Regions from separate parts of the Homo sapiens genome. Here region 2 is linked to region 1. A link is an interaction called in ENCODE POLR2A ChIA-PET data of the cell type or tissue named here. Cell type or tissue: CD4-positive, alpha-beta T cell. All regions are shown on one strand. Links, peaks and the distances in the headings refer to the core of each region. The heading gives the core; the rest is flanking DNA.

The links. Peaks named below come from ENCODE experiments on the same cell type or tissue, not always from the same donor. Only the 100,000 strongest peaks of a DNase experiment are listed, where the experiment ranks them.
Region 2: POLR2A ChIA-PET joins it to region 1 with 6 read pairs; 5 of 35 experiments call an interaction of 5 or more read pairs at or near these places.

Annotation. Positions count from the first base shown.
Region 1 is chr11:18,616,900-18,619,815 of GRCh38, reverse strand. It overlaps SPTY2D1 (SPT2 chromatin protein domain containing 1), which reads left to right. Exons shown (of 6, transcript NM_194285.3): 2 at 2,827-2,916. Among named protein-coding and RNA genes, the nearest start is that of SPTY2D1, 16 kb to the left of the region's middle. In CD4-positive, alpha-beta T cell, for the core only: no CTCF peak of the experiment used is centred there; a DNase peak (open chromatin) is centred at 1,645; H3K4me3 peaks cover 741 bases; H3K27ac peaks cover 1,221 bases.
Region 2 is chr11:18,670,920-18,673,835 of GRCh38, reverse strand. No RefSeq gene overlaps it. Among named protein-coding and RNA genes, the nearest start is that of TMEM86A, 26 kb to the left of the region's middle. In CD4-positive, alpha-beta T cell, for the core only: no CTCF peak of the experiment used is centred there; a DNase peak (open chromatin) is centred at 1,455; H3K27ac peaks cover 364 bases.

The DNA.
Region 1 (2,916 bases), core at 148-2,647:
TTTGTAACTCTATGAGCTATATAATGGACAGGGACAGGAAATTTTTGTTTTTTGTTTATTGAGACGGAGTCTTGCTCTGTCACCAGGCTGGAGTGCAGTGGCGCAATTTTGGCTCACTGCAGCCTCCGACTCCCTGGTTCAAGCAATTCTCTTGCCTCATCCTCCCAAGTAGCTGGGCTTACAGGCAGGCACCACCACGCCCAGCTAATTTTTGTATTTTTAGTAGAGATGCAGTTTTACCATGTTGGCCAGGATGGTCTCGATCTCCTGACCTTGTGATCCGCCTGCCTCAGCCTCCCAAAGTTCTGGGATTACAGGTGTAAGTCACTGCACCCAGCCTTTTTTTTTTTTTTTTTTTTAAAGAGATGAGTTCTCACCATGTTGTCCAGGCTGGCGTCTTAACTCCTGGGCTCAAGCTGTCCTCCCGCCTCAGCCTCCTAAAGTGCTAGGATTACAGGCTTGAGCCACTGCGCCTGGCCAGGAAAATCTTAAGTGTTAGTGAAAAAAAATCCACCTTCTTCTGCTTCCAAATCCCTTAATGGGATGGAGTGGAGTGAGTGTGTGCCTCTGCTTATGAGTTTTTTGTATGTCTTCATTTGAATCATATTCATGGTGCCCTTTCCACAATGAAAATGTAAGCTCCTTGTGATTAATACCTATGTTTGTGGTTCTTTTCTTGTAAACAAGGGCAATTTTATATATATCTAGTTAGGTTAGCAGTATTACTTCTCCTTTCTCCTCTCCCTTTCTTTCTCCCTTTTCTCCTTTAAATATTGAGCCCCTATCCACTATGGAAAGAGTCTAAAATTAAATTTACAAAGATATGGACTTTAAAGGATCTCACTATGGCCTAGCCAAGGTGACTGGGAAAGAAATCTGGATGCTGTCTTGGGACTTCTCTCTATTAGGGATATGTCACTTCTCAGCATTGCTATCATGCAAGATTTTCAGGTTGAATTAGAGCCTGCTTCCTTGGCCAGCTGCTTTGTTGGCAGACTAATTTAGTTGAAACTTCCAGCCTGTTTCAAGATACGTCGTATTTGGCAGCCTTATAGTAAGCACATATCTTTTGGTTTTCCTCCAAGAATTTCATACATATTTGGGAATACTTTTTTGGTTCCTAAGTTGTTCCTAAGTTGTCTCAATTTGTTCTTGGACATGTTTCTTTTTCTGCTAGCCACAGCAACAGGTACGTTAGATGAGAATGCATCTGCCTAACAAAACAAAAAAAGGAGGATACTTTAAAAATCTTATTTCCTGGATTTAATGTGGAATGGTCGTAGAGGTGAATCATCCCTGGTCTGAATTTATTTTAGCTCTATGTTCGTCATATTTCTCTCATAATAGGTACTTATAAAGTGGAAATATTTTTCCTTTTATAGTTCAAATTAACATTACTTGAGTTTAGTAATTTCTTGATGCAGTTATATAAAAACTGAGGTCCAGAGACTTCATCTGTGCCAGGATAATGTAAGCTTTTTTTGGGTGTTATAGGAACCTGTCTAAAAAGGAGGTTGTGAGGCAAATTAACATTTAGTGAACATAAGAGCTACAGTTAAAGGTTGCTGGGAATTGGGCCTTTATTGCATAGATTTTTTGAAATGCTTTTTTGCTGTGGTTTGCCCCAGCCTTTGTGTGTGGTCAAAGTAAAACCTCAGTGTTTCCGTGTTCTAAGCAAAATAAAACATGTAGCTATGAGTCTCTACTAGGAAATCATCTGGAGTAGTCAGGAGAGAAAATAGTTGTGAGGAGTAGTTTTTTCTGTTCGTTTGAAAAGTTGGACTTTGAAATGCTTCTTTCTAAGGCAGGCTATTTTTAAACTCAGAATTTTATACATTTACTTACTTACTTACTTACTTATAGATTGATGGATTGAGACGGAGTTTTGCTCTGTTGTCCAGCCTGGAGTGCAGTGGCGCAATCTCGGCTCACTGCAACCTCTGCCTCCTGGGTTCAAGCCATTCTCCTGCCTCAGCCTCCTAAGCAGCTGGGATTACGGATGTGCGCCACCATGCCCGGCTAATTTTTGTATTTTTAGTAGAGACGGAGTTTCACTATGTTGGCCAGGCTGGTTGCTAACTCCTGACCACAGGTAATCCTCCCACCTCAGCCGCCCAAAGTGTTGGGATTATAGGCGTGAGCCACCGCACCTGGCCTAAATCAGATTTTTTTTTTTTTTTTTTTTTTTTTGAGACGGAGTCTTACTTTGTCGCCCGGGCTACAGTGCAGTGGCACAATCTCGGCTCACTGCAACCTCTGCCTCCCGGGTTCAAGCAATTCTTCTGCCTCAGCCTCCTGAGTAGCTGGGATTACAGGCACCCGCCACTACGCCCAGCTAATTTTTTGTGTTTTTAGTAGGAATGGGGTTTCACCATGTTGGCCAGGCTGATCTCGAACTCCAGATCTCATGATTCGCCCGCCTCCGCCTCCCAAAGTGCTGAGATTACAGGCATGAGACCCTGAGCCCAGCCTAAATCAGAATTTTAAAACACAAATAATCGATTCTTCTAAGTGGTGATTTCATTTAGTTACCCAGTCCAGGTTCTTTTTTGGAAAATAGCCTGAAAACAGTGTTTCTGTGAATTGTTCATTTATGCATTATTTTGGGATGTTACATGGAAACTTTGTACCCCAAAATCACCATACGTAATAAATAGTCTGAAATTTTATAGCTAAGCTTTATTATGGGTTATATGATCTCTCAATTATTCAGAATAGGTTTCACAGTTAACATTTATACCTCTTATTACCTGGCACAGTGCCTTATACCTAATAATGTATTTTAAAAGTTGAATTGCTTCTAACTTTTACTGTTTTTGTTTTTAGAAAAGGTATAGTTTGGCAGTGGGGCCTCCAAAAAAAGACCCAAAAGTTAAAGGTGTCCAATCAGCAGCTGTACAAGCTTTTCTTAAAAGG
Region 2 (2,916 bases), core at 326-2,825, 54 kb before region 1:
CAGTAAGTTAACACATCTTCTGTATGTTATATGTATTATATACTTTATTCTTACAAAGTAAGCTAGAATAAAGAAAATGTTATTAAGAAAATCATAAGGAAGGTAAAATATATATACTATTCATTAAGTGGAAGAGGGTCACCATAAAGGCCTTCATTCTCATCATTCTCACAGTGAGTAGGCTGAGGAGGTAGGGGAAGAGGAGCAGTTGGTGTTGTTGTCTCAAGGATGACAAAGCTAAAGGAGGTGAAAGGGGAAACAAGAGAGGCAGGCACACTTGGTGAAACTTTATGAAAATACGTTGTAATTTGTCTTTTTTGCTTTTTCATTTCTCTAAATTTTTTGTCTATACAATACCAATCCTTCTCCAACCATATGCTTTAGTTTCAGTCTCTGTATCACAGAAAGGTCCATGTCGTAAAAGAAGTCAAAAGCGGCCGGGCGCAGTGGCTCACGCCTGTAATCCCAGCACTTTGGGAGGCTGAGGCAGGTGGATCACCTGAGGTCTGGAGTTTGAGACCAGCCTGGCCAACACGGTGAAACCTCGTCTCTGTTAAAAATACAAACATTAGCCGGGCACGGAGGCTCACGCCTGTAATCCCAGCACTTTGGGAGGCCGAGGCAGGTGGATCACTTGAGGTCAAGAGATTGAGACCATCCTGGCCAACATGGTGAAACCCCATCTCTACCAAAAATACAAAAATGAGCTGGGCATGGTGGCGCATGTCTATTGTCCCAGCTTAGGAGGCTGAGACAGGAGAATGGCTTGAACCCGGGAGGCGGAGGTTGCAGTGAGCCGAGATCGCACCACTGTACTCCAGCCTAGCAACAGAGCGAGACTCCGTCTCAAAAAAAAAAAAAAAAAAATTAGCCAGGCGAGGTGGTACACACCTATAATCCCAGCTACTCTGGAGGCTCAGGCATGAGAATTGCTTGAACCCAGGAGGCGGAGGTTGCAGTGAGCAGAAATTTCGCCACTGCACTGCAGCCCAGGTGACAGAGTGAGACTCTGTCTCAAAAACAAAAACAAAAAAAATAAAAGAAAAAACAGCAGAACAAGAAGAAATTACTTTTTTTTTTTTGAGACAGCGTTTCACTCTTGTCGCCCTGGCTGGAGTGCAGTGGCGTGATCTTGGCTCACTACAACCTCCACCTCCCGGGTTCAAGCAAATCTCCTGCCTCAGCCTCCCAAGTAGCTGGAAATTCAGGCGCCTTCCATCATGCCCAGCTAATTTTTTGTATTTTCAGTAGAGATGGGGTTTCGCCATGTTGGCCAGGCTGGTCTCAAACTCCTGACCTCAGGTGATCCACCCACCTCAGCCCCCCAAAGTGCTGGGATTACAGGCGTGAGCCACCTCGCTCGCCCTAAGAAATCACTTTTTACTGTGATGTATAATTTCCTGGAGAGATTAACTACTCACTTGCTCACTCAGAGATCAGCGTCACACACTGTTTTAAGTGGGTACTCACCATGCTTGAGCTCACCACAACAGCAACAGGAAGTGGCTAGGAAATTATTATAGTAGTATAATATATCCTACTGTTATTGCATACAATTATGATTTAATACTGCATCTTTACATTTACATACGTTTGTCTTGACTTCAAATGGCGCCATGTGCTGTCTATGTGTGTATATGTTTTTATGAACTTTAACTTTTTATAATAGATTTGTGTGTATTTTATGGTAGTAAGTGATAAAATAGACTAATATCTACATGTATTTTATGTATTCATGACATACCTAACTTTTTCTTATTTTTTATATTTATTTCCAGGCTACATGGTTCATCTGTATTTTTATTTTATTTTTATTTTTTTATTTTTATTTTTGAGATGGAGTCTCACTCTGTCACCCAGTCTGGAGTGCAGTGGCGCAATCTTGGCTCACTGCAACCTCTGCCTCCTGGGTTCAAGCAATTCTTCTGCCTCAGCCTCCTAAGTAGCTGAGACTATAGGCATGCGCCACCACACCTGGATAATTTTTGTATTTTTAGTAGAGATGGGGTTTCACCATGTTGGCCAAGCTGGTCTCAAACTCCTAATGCCAGGTGATCCACCCGCCTCGGCCTCCCAAAGTGCTGGCATTACAGGCATGAGCCACCATGCCTGGCTGATCTGTATGTTTAAATAGTCGCAAATCTCAAAAAAATTTTTCAGTGTATTTATGGGGGAAAAATCCCATATATAAGTGGACCTGCACAGTTTAAACTCATGTTGTTCAAGGGTCAACTATATTTTGTTATCGCAGCCAGAGCCTGAGCCAAGTAAGACACCTTCTTTATTCCATTATCTCATAACTCCATTATCCTCAATTCTCACTTTCTTGTCATATAGTAGCATCACCAGGTTACATGGTGACTCACCTTCCAGTGCCCTTGCATTTGCTCCACAAGCTGCCTTAGGTTCCACCTGGCCTCCAACCCCCACACCTCCTACAGATTTGAGCATGCCCTCCTCGGGGCCCTCCAGCCCCCTTTAATCAAGATATGAAAGACAGACAGACACTAATATTTAATAAAACAGTTAAAACTGTAGGCTCTGAGGCCAGAATGTCACAGTTCTATCCTCTGCTAATTCCCTGACTTTAGGCAAGTAATTCAGCCTACCTGTGCTTCAGTTTCCTTATCTGGAAAACAAGGTCATTACATGAGTTAGTCTACCCATAGTACTTGGAACAGTGTCTAGCACATTACAAACATTCAGTAATTGTTACCATAATTAATACCCTGTCTCGGGCACAATGCTAAGTGCTTCATATGTAGTATCTTATGTAATTTTGATGTCAACCCTGTGAAACAGAATTGTCATCTCCTATTACATATAAGCAACATCCCTGGTCACTGTATCATTTTATCTTATTTTATTGTTTTTGTTTGTTTTTTGTTTTGAGACAGGGTCTCACTCTGTTGCCCA